2 separate regions of the Homo sapiens genome follow, and region 1 is linked to region 2. A link is an interaction called in ENCODE POLR2A ChIA-PET data of the cell type or tissue named here. Cell type or tissue: PC-3. All regions are shown on one strand. Each heading gives the region's core, and the rest is flanking DNA. Links, peaks and the distances in the headings are about the cores only.

Region 1 (5,382 bases), core at 85-5,084, 830 kb after region 2:
GCACTACTGGAGCCTAGGACAGTGAAGGCAGAAAGAGATCTTGTTCTCTCTTACCTGGCTGTAGAGGAACAGGGAGAGCCAGATGAGCCTCAGGGTCAAGGCTGACCTCAGAGTGTAGTCTCTCAGCAGCTTTCTATCTGTGCCCCTGCCTTTTAGTAGAACAGGATGGACTTACAAGTTTGGCATTTGGGTCCCATTAGGGACATAAGCAAATAATGGAAGTATTCTGCAAAAGAATTATGCTGCCACTGTTCACAGCGGTGGGAACAGAGTGTTTAGGGACAGTCTATTCGAGCCTAGGACGGCAACAAGATGTTCACTAATACTATCATTTCTTGAGGGCTTTCTTTATGCCAGGCGCTTTACGTTAATTCTCTCATTGACTCATCATAACTTTTTAAAATATAGGAAAATCTTCATGTTAGAGTTGAGAAATCTAAGGCTCAGAGAAGTTAAGAAATTTGTCCACAGTCACACAGTAACTCAGTGGTGAAAGAATGATACAAACACAAGCAGTGACACTGCAGAGCCTGACCAGCCCTCCATGTCAGAGAAGCTGTTAGTTCTTTCAGCCTTCCCTGGCTTGCAGGAGGCCTCCCAGGACATTCCTATACAAACTTGGCCCAAATCCTTTACATGTCCCCTTAGAACTAGCGTCAGGAGGGAGCATGCCTGCTTGCTTTCCCCTGCAGCCACACCTCCTCTGTAGTCTGGGAAAAAAACTGTTAAGTGTCTCATTCTCGGGGCCAGGTGTGCCTCTGATTCCTTGAGTATCCTCTAGTTCAGTTCCACTGTAATGAGGGCCACAGCAGGAAGGGGAACATAAAATGAGTCCCTGAGTTCTTGACCCTTCTCTTTCCCCTGCTCTCCAGTCAGTTTGAGACTTACACTTGGGGTAGAATCCAGATTTTCCACCCTGGTCCCCTCACTCACTCTGTGCAGCTTATAAAGTGCTTTTCTTGGCCCTAGAAAACATTCTGCTTCCTTTAGTAAATGTGTGCAGAATATTTCATGAAGTCACATTATTTTCCTCTTTGGCCGACTTTCCCTCTTGGATCACAGTCAGGGAGAAAGTCAGCTGAGGTGAGGCAACTTTTCAGTGTGACCTTAAATGTGGATGAAAGTGATGGCCCCGAGGAGCACAATTGTTAACTTACTGGCATTTGGGTCCCATTAGGGACATAAGCAAATAATGAAAGTTTTCTGCAAAAGGATTATGCTGTCACCATTCACAGCAGTAGGAACAGAGAGTTTAGGGAAAGGCCTGTGCCCAGCCTAGGATGGCAAGCTATCCACCTCCAACTCCACACCATCTGCACCAACGTGAACTGTGAAAGATTTCAGGCCTGGGACTAATGTTAAATGTTCCCTTAACTCCTCATCTCCACATCACTGGACGGGGGTAGTGGTAGAAGGGCCACCCCACCACCACCACAACACACAAAGCTTCTACCCCCTTAGTATCACCCCGGACCCTCCTTCTCCCGGTCCTGGTTTCTGTTTCATGGTATTCATCCTCCTCTGGCCTCTTCATGGCATCCTCCAGCTGCCACTCTGGCTGCTTCTCACCCTACACCAGGGGTCAGGAGCCATGAAAGTCCGTGAGTGATACCAGCCAGGTGGGAGGTGATAGGGAGTGGTGGGGCATGTGACTGACTGGGCATCTGGTGCCCCATGAAAAGCAGAAGCCCCTGCTCAACTCCAGGCCGTTTCTATGAGAGGAGTGCAGGCCCAGTGTTCCCGAGTATCTCATTTTCCACGAGAAGTTGGAAAACCTGACTTTTCATGTGATGTGACATTTCCTAGCGTTTAAATATTTGAGAAGTAATTAAAATTATTTCAAAACACACTAGGTAGGCCAAATAAAATGTGTCTGAGACCTAGGGCTGGTATCAGTTCTAGTCTGTCTCTGTCACTTTCCACAATCTAACCTGCCCTCCCAGCTTCAGTGGTTACTCAAATTTCAATGTCTCTGAGCGTTAGATGGCCAGCCCTGGCCTGCACCCCAGATTTACCCTAGAATTCATCTGCATGTGGGTGCCCACACACCTCCAATGCAAAGCGGAGCCCATCAGCCTCCCAGATTTGGCAGACTGTAGGATCTCAGTAAGTGTGAGCTATTTTTGTCTTTGTTCCACTAACAAAAATACTACTACTACTAACACTGCTACTAATACTCATGCTACAAAGAATAATCTCTTGCCCCTCTTTTGTTCCATTTCTGTTACTCAACACCACTGCCCCATCAGGCAGCCAGGGAGGACCCTGTGATCTTGGACTCTTCACTCCCATTCCCGGCAGTTAGTGGATTGTGTTTATTCTTCCACGGCCCTCTAGAATGTGCTTCCAACTCTTCCTTCCAATTAACTAGAAACTCTCCTAGTTGCTGAACTTGTCATGTGTTCTCAGCTATTGTCTCAGCCTCTAACTGCTCACCACCAGGCGCTACCTCTGCATTTAAGATTTATTCATCACGCTGTGGCTAGTGTCATCCCCTAAATTGCCGTGCAGCTCTCATCACTCACCTCGGATGGATCCCACCGGCTGCCCCCGCAGTTCCTCAGCCATCCCTGCATGCCAGCTGTACCAGGCACTTGTATGCCTCTGCATTTGTGCTGGCTGTGTCCTCAGGCGCATTTTCTTCCTTCATGCCTACTATGTTAATTCTGTTCGTCCTCATCTCTGGTCAAATGCCACCTCTTCCACGAGGCTGTCACTTGCCTTCCCACCACCAGCCCCAGTGTTATTTGCCCCGTGCCTCTTCCAAGCTCTCACAGCACTTGATCTAAGTCTCTTTTCATTTCATCCGGCTGTGTATTATGAAGTTTGCTTGATTCTTCCCCCTTCTCTTGATTAGCTCCTGGATGAAGAGACACTGTCTTTGTCATCTGCGTATCCCCAAGAAACCCCTAGTGTGCTGCCTTACATGTAGTAGACACCTTGAAAACCTTTGTCAATTGAATCAAAGTTTGTTTGTGTGTGTGTGTGTTTTGTTTTTTCTTTTGGTTTGTTTTTTTTGTAAGTTGAGGATGGCTGCATCTAAAGGGCTCAGGCCAAGGTATTAAAAACAAAACTGCTTGGTTATTCAAAAGGATTTATCAGAACCCCAAGAGGCTAAGTATCAAGCTAGTGAAAGGGTTATTCTGCCTGTCCCCAATTCCAAGGGTGCAGTTTTTAGAGGACGGACGGTCGTGTTTGGTCTACTTGTCGTCAGGCAAGGCCTCTTCCACAGTGCCCCATGGAAGCTTGGGTTCAGTGCCAGGGGCAGGGAGGAATGGGCAAGCCTCTTGGACACTGGGGCTTCAGCCACCCTGGCATATAGAGTCCTGCACTGTTTGTCTTGCCCAGAAGAACAGGCTGTACCCACCCATTCACAAGATGTCCTCTCTCACATCATTGGCAGGCCTGGGAATTTCCCACAGGCCATCTGGGTGTGTTCTGCCGTCCTGTCTCCCAAGTTTTTTGCAGCATTGTTTCTTGTTAATTAGCTCTTAGAATAGCAACTGCTCTTCCATCAGGAATTGTATCCCGTTGACTTTCCTAAGGCAAGAATCTACTCATTTCTTTTTTGTAAGCATTTTCTCCCTTCCTGCCTGCATTGCACAGGCTTACTTAGTGAGAGCCCAAGCAGTGTGAACTAACTCCTAGCTCTTACAGAACTGAGTTACTTATAATATGCATCTCCTGAATCCTGGGTGACCACTGTAAGTGCCTGAAGTGGCAGCTGCTCTGACTGGGCCTGTGCAGCTCTGAATGCTGCATTTACTTTTGGGTCCTGCCTCCAACCCAGAACCACCTGTGGCCTTTAATTCCTGTTACTAGGAGAGAGGAGAAGCGATTAAACCCTGTCAGTATATTCATTTATTAGCTGCCCTTTGAAGCTTTTTTGAAAGCATTTTACAAGGTATATCCCGTCAGGTTGCTTAGGAACTTTTGCAGCCTCCTTCTTCAACATTATCATTTTCATTTGAATCAACACTGGCAGCTTGACACCTCTGGACACCTGGCATGGCAGTGGGAGGTACCTCCAAACACTGTCTTTCCGTGTCTGCACCTTCAACAAGATTTTCTCTGTAAATTCAGCTCCAAAACAATTTTTATAAACACAGCATTACTTTTGTGTTGTTCACAAATCAGATTTGGAAAGAGGTGCTTGGGGACTGTCATGAGTCTATTTAAAGATAACCTGATTTAAATAAAAACAAAAACAAAACTTTTTATCCAAGGCAATTTTCTTTCAATATGGGAAATTAAATTAGCTTCAGTGTCTTTGAAATTGAGAACCACACTCCGGCCATGAAAAGTGAATTATCCTGTACTAATCCTTGCTCAGGAAGTGATCAAAACACCTTTCCTGGCTATTTTGTGAAAGCAGATTTAGCCCAGCATATTTTGATAGGAGCCCAGCACTAAGGAAGTTTCCCAACTGATGGAAATACAGAGAATCTCTATGCACACATCGCTTAGCTGTGTGGCAGCGCTCGTTTTAGTTTTTGGTCTATGGAGCAATGGAATCTCAGTCATTGAACCTACTTCGAAACAGCAGTGGTGGGGGGAACATCTTGAAGAAAAGCCTTTCATCTAGAGCTATGATATCTTCGCTGCATAAAGAAAAGTGGCCAACTTTGTTTTTTCTAGAGCCAGGACACAGACCTTTTCAGTATGTCACCTTTGCTGCTTCTTCACACAGATCTTCAAAAATAACGACTCTCTCTCCTCTCTGTGGTCTCGTCAGAGAGCAGGAATCCTGGCCAGCTGGTCAGGTCACTCAGAAAAATGGCACAGCTGTTTCTGAAAGTAGCCCCATTCATAAGATGTCTGCTGCCCACAACTGCAGTGTTGGGGAAAGGCACACTGTTATAAAGAGCTTCTTTTCTTTAAAGAGGAAAGAAAAATACATGGTGTTTACAGAAAAGAAAACTGGACCCTCCTGCTTTCTTTTAGTGGCCATGTCTGAAATGGAAGTGGGAAAAGCCATAAATCCACACAGGCAATCGCGCCTTTAAGGCATGATTCATACTGACTGTGCTGCCTGTGATGGAAAACCCAGCTAGTTAAGCAAGACCTGCCAGAAAGTCTCGCACAGCTCCTCTGCCATGGCTGATGCCTGCTGTCTTGTGACGTGCTGGTTGTATGTGAATGAATGATTGACACTTTCTCTCTCTCTCACTCAGTTCATGACCAAGAACCCCACCATGCGCTTGGGCAGCCTGACTCAGGGAGGCGAGCACGCCATCTTGAGACATCCTTTTTTTAAGGAAATCGACTGGGCCCAGCTGAACCATCGCCAAATAGAACCGCCTTTCAGACCCAGAATCGTAAGTGTCCCAGGCTGTCACAGAGACATTCCTTTCTTCAGATGTCACAGCATTCCACCAAAGT
Region 2 (5,382 bases), core at 112-5,111:
AGGGATCATTAGAGGGTCATTTGCAGCATTTTCAAGCATTGGTTTATGTAAGAGGGAAATTCTGCCACATGACTCCAAGGGTTCTGAGTCTGGCCCTTGGTATGGCAAAAGACATTTGCAATTCTGTGCAAGGAGATCATGGGGTTTATCTTACTCCATTCACATATACATGGGCTGCATACCAACTGGCCCTTATTCAACTGAAAGAATAGAAAAGAACAATAAGTTCTTTATACTGTGCATTGATTCTTACCTGGTATATTGTGTAGCTACCTGAAGTAATTGTAGGGTTATAATTACATCATGGTGGGAATATGAATGGGTTTCCTAGGTAAGTCTTAAGTTTTGTGCTATCTTTTCTTTTTCATAAGGGAGAAAAGAGGAAGAACACTGAATAAAAGAGAGGCTTATTGTATTTTCGGAAAACATATAAAACATTTCCAGTTATATATATATATATAGCATATATAACTAAAAACCTCCCCATCTCTCTTGTTGGATGGGTATTTGAAAATAACAAACTCTTGATATCTGCAGCAATCAAGTGGAAAACATCATTTTTATGTAAACTACACTGCAGAGCCATGTAATTAATCTCAGTAACAGGATCAGCACACACCCAAAGAAAAAACAAGCTCTATGAGTAGTAGTAGAGTGGAAAAGAACTCTCAAACACCTGACTTTGTAAAACAAAACAAAAAACATGTAGCTTCAGCAGTTTAGGAACATTCACCAATTCTATCAAAAATGATGTAGTTCTTTATCAAAATGATGGGAGAGGAATTCTTCATAGGGTTCTTGATATATGCCTGCAAGTTCCATTTATGATAACAAAAGTTAAATCCTCTATGTCCCTTATTCAACATGCTTGATTGATTGACATGTAGAGAACTAGAGTGGGCCCTTTGTTCTGATCATAAAAAAAAAAGCAAGATGTGGCCAGGCACAGTGGCTCATGCCTATAATCCCAGCACTTTGGGAGGCCGAGGCGGGCAGATCACGAGGTCAGGAGATCAAGACCATCCTGGCTAACACGGTGAAACCCCGTCTCTACTAAAAATACAAAAATTTAGCCGGGCATGGTGGCAGGTGCCTGTAGTCCCAGCTACTCGGGAGGCTGAGGCAGGAGAATGGCGTGAACCCAGGAGGCAGAGCTTGCAGTGAGCCAAGATCGTGCCACTGCACTCCAGCCTGGGCAACAGAGCGAGACTCCATCTCAAAAAAAAAAAAAAAGCAAGATGTGCTAACATCTAACACCTTTATGTTCAACAACTTGAAGTTATCTCTGAAGAAATTATTTTCTCACTTTTTTTGCTTTTCAGAGACTAGAGAGCAACTTTACTCACTACATAAATTTATTTGCATTGTTACATCTTGTGTTCAGAGTCTTGATAAAACTATAGCCACGGCTTACAACATTATTAAACAAGCTTCTTACAGAAACCAAAAATATTTACTTTTAAAGAAGACATGATAATATAGTGCAAACAACAGTCATGTGTCAGAGTGTAACAACTGATTCAAAACCTTTAGAACTAAGTTTCAACAGGACAGAATTTTGCTCAATAGAATTTACATATTTTCTTTCCTTTAAAATGGTTTTCATAGCCTGTATAATCAATTTGACATGGTATTTATAACTTATTTTCCTTGTAATGAAAAGTATCAACAATAATTAGTTGTTTATCCATTTGTGTGATAAATGTCATATATATTATTTAGTGAAACTTAAGTTCTTCAGATTTAAAGCAATTTTGTGGTGAAATTAACCCTGTTAGATAGTAGAAAAGAACCATCAGTGCTTCTGTTGACACTTCTGTACCTTACTACCAATAAAAAGGCCACGAGGTAAAAAGGCACATAGAATTCTATAAAAAACATATTTAAATGAATCAGAGTTGCTAAATAAAGAACAAGGATGTGAAAAAAAGTACCAAAATTCCAATATTGGGAGTTAGATTTCCTGTTTCAGTGTTATTAATATTGACCTTAATAGATTCCTGGTAAAAATCATTATTTTTAAAATCCTACAAAAAGTAAAACTTTGTTGGAAACGACTATGTTCACTTCCTGTTCAAACAATAAAAATAAATTAAACAGTAAGAAAACATATTTTTCAGTTCATAGCGCCTGAAGAGAAACATATACATTAAAAATAAAATTCACTGTAATTACTCAAATCCTGCTTATAGAACTGATATATTTACATTTATACTGAAGTTTCAGAGTTTTTAGTGGAGTTCCGCACTTTCTCAGCCACACTGAGCTATTAGAAATCACATTTGGAAATGTGTTGAGACAAATGTGTTTGAGACCCAAGACTTTCTCAAAAAATGCTGAAAAAGAGGTGTGTGTGCATATATATATGCATGCTACTTAACTTTAAAAATATGTACCATTTATGTTTCTTAACCTTTTCAATGCCCATGGAGTAAAAGTAAACAAAAACAATTGTATTATTTCTAATGGTCTGCAGCTATCTTTAATTTTCTATGTTAGGTGTATACATTTTTTAATTTAAAAAACTATCAAGTTCCATTTTGACCTTAGAATTATAGAGTCAACTAAATGATTCACTTTGACTTGATACATTTCACCTTGTCCTTTGTCTCCATCTATTTAAAAGAGAAATTTATAAGTGAACAAAAAGGCTGCAATAATGCAGTTCTACTCCTGTATACTTAACTGTGATCTTCATGCAGATCAATCTAAAGTCTCTTGTATGCATATACTTGCAAAACTAGAGTGTTTTCCTTTAAATGGGAAAATGTTTTGTGTCCTTGGGGCTTCATGAAAAGATTTGCCGCTGATGCCAAAAAGAGGTGAGGAGGAAATAAAGTTCATAAGTCTTGCATATCTTCATCCAGCTGGACAGTCTGGAGCTTGGCAAGCTCTTTTTTGTCTGTTTCCAGGTCTTCACAGACAGTATCAACCATGCCATCTAAGACATACTTGGATTTAGAGTCCAGCATCATTAAGCTACTTGTTGCTTTGCTCTCAGAATTTGATAAGAAATTCTCTTTCATGTTAGCTACCGATTGCAGAACCAAACGATGTTCTTGGACAAAATCCTGATGTACTGCTGGGGAGGGGTGACCTACCTGATCTTCAGCTGTAGGAACTATTTCCCCAAGGGCAGCCTGAGTCATAGGGACTGACAATAGGTCTTGACCAGTAATAAGGGAGCAGTTCTGAAGAGTTGCATAGTTAGTGTTGCTGACAGATGTCACAGTAGATTTGCTTGCCACCGGTGCAGACATTGGTTGGCTATCGGCAATGTCGCGGTTTAGCTCAGTGGGATTTAGTAGTGTAGAGGGACTGAGAGAAAAATTGTGAGTTGGAGATACATTAACTAATGAGGAGGCCAGTGGATGCAGGCCACTCCCCGAGATGTTTTCAGAAGACAGGTTTGCATTTACTTGTGCATTCTGATTGACAGGCATCAACTGAGAAAATACCAGGCTCCTTTCCAAGCCTTCCTGTTTCACAGATCCTATAGTCTGGCCTGTATTAGGAACCGTGTATACCACTGCACTGGGAGCAAGAGAGCTCAAGAAAACCTTTCCTTGCTGGACTGTGGTAGACTCACTTGTAAATGTGCTTCCATCTGAAGTGCTTGAGCTTACTGAGATATTACCTAAAAAAAATAAAGTACTGATTATCACTGATGGAAGTGAGAGGGAAAGAAAAAAAGTTACACACACGTTTTTTTCTCAGGTACAGTATCTATAAAGAAGCAACACTTCCATACAATCATTTAGCCCAATTCTGGTTCAGAATTACCTTGGGCACCTAAAACTACAGATTCCCAGGCTCTACTCCTTGAAAGTGTAACTTAGTACATCTTAGAACATCTGTTTTTACCTCTCCAAGTAAATATATATATAGATATATTTTGTATGGAGACATCTTTTATGTTTAACCCCAACAACAACACAGCCAAAAAAACTACTTGCGTTCCTGAGTCGCAGGTGTGCCTGTGTTCCCCATCTTTCATCAGCTTCTTAGAAAACACAGTGACTTCCAAACCTTTACTTTTTATGTCTCATGACCTCGAACGGTCTTGAGGATAGAACATGTCAAAGGTTCTGTTGCTTATTATTTCTTTTTTTTTTTTTCAGATGGAGTCTCACTCTGTCACCAGGCTGGAGTGCAGTGGAGCGATCTCGGCTCATTGCAACCTCTGCCTCCTGGGTTCAAGTGATTCTCCTGCCTCAGCCTCCCAAGTAGCTGTGACTATAGGCATGCGCCACCACATCCAGCTAATTTTTGTATTTTTAGTAGAGACGGGGTTTCACCATGTTGGCCAGGATAGTCTCAATCTCTTGACCTTGTGATCCACCCACCTCGGCCTCCCAAATTGCTGGGATTACAGGCGTGAGCCACAGCACCCGGGCCCTTTCTTTAAAAAAAAAAAAAAAAAAAAATTAGATTCAGGGGGCATGTGCGCATGTTTGTTACACGGGTATATTGAGTAATGGTGGGGACTGGGCTTCTAGAGTACCCACCTTCCCAAGTAATTCTGATGACCAAGGGGGATTGAGAACTACTAGTTAGAAGCCAAGTGTGAAAAAAAAAAAATCTTTTCCAAGTTCTGATTCAGTCAAGTTTCTGTTTCTTCACTAGTAACTTGACATCTCTCAATTAGTTGATAGTTATTGCTAGCTCTGCCAGTTAGAATTAGAAAACACAAATGCACCTTCATTCAGGACTGACTGCTCAGTAACTGACATAAAATATAAATAAATGGCAATGCAGAACTTACCACATAAAATGAGTTACCCTGGGGCTTAAAACTTAACCATATAAACCTGTATAGACAAGTTGCAAACTTTCACCAAACTAGCCATAAAGTAATAAGTCAACAAAACATTCAAAAGCTTTTTTGCCTTTTGTTGTGCCAGTTCTGAATTTTCAGTGTTGTAGTAATAGGAACAATTAATGGTAATAAGAAATGTGCTTTTTAAAATACAGATTAACATAAAGGATCAGAGCTAATGCTTCTCTAAAAGGTTTGTATCTTTTGAGACTCTTACTATAATGGTCTATAGAGACCAGAAGTAGAAAAAAAAATGTTAAGTAGAAAGCTGAGATGTTCAAATCAGATCACTTAGACAATGTACACGAATTAGACCCCCCACTACCATCAAATAACACTCTTTTGTTCCTGATTCCTTACATAGGCATGAGATGATGGCAATTAGATAATCTAGGACCTCAAATATGGTCACTGAAGGAAAGGTAGATTTGGGGGAACTTTTGTGATAGGTGGGCTGTTTATCCTCATCTTGAATTAGATGTTCAGTCAACTCTTTTTTTTTTTTTTGAGACAGTCTTGCTCTGTTGCCCAGGCTGGAGTGCAGTGGCACGATTTCTGCTCAC

Evidence for each region. ChIA-PET counts read pairs that join two places held together with the same protein. Peaks named below come from ENCODE experiments on the same cell type or tissue, not always from the same donor. Only the 100,000 strongest peaks of a DNase experiment are listed, where the experiment ranks them.
Region 1: POLR2A ChIA-PET joins it to region 2 with 5 read pairs; 2 of 35 experiments call an interaction of 5 or more read pairs at or near these places.

Annotation. Positions count from the first base shown.
Region 1 is chr14:61,542,569-61,547,950 of GRCh38, forward strand. It overlaps PRKCH (protein kinase C eta), which reads left to right. Exons shown (of 14, transcript NM_006255.5): 13 at 5,175-5,318. It overlaps PRKCH-AS2 (PRKCH antisense RNA 2), which reads right to left and starts at 2,916. Exons shown (of 3, transcript NR_188139.1): 1 at 2,526-2,916; 2 at 55-149. In PC-3, for the core only: no CTCF peak of the experiment used is centred there; DNase peaks (open chromatin) are centred at 4,753 and 5,053; H3K4me3 peaks cover 263 bases; H3K27ac peaks cover 1,433 bases.
Region 2 is chr14:60,710,567-60,715,948 of GRCh38, forward strand. It overlaps SIX4 (SIX homeobox 4), which reads right to left. Exons shown (of 3, transcript NM_017420.5): 3 at 1-3,637. The coding sequence ends at 2,841. Among named protein-coding and RNA genes, the nearest start is that of SIX4, 11 kb to the right of the region's middle. In PC-3, for the core only: no CTCF peak of the experiment used is centred there; no DNase peak of the experiment used is centred there.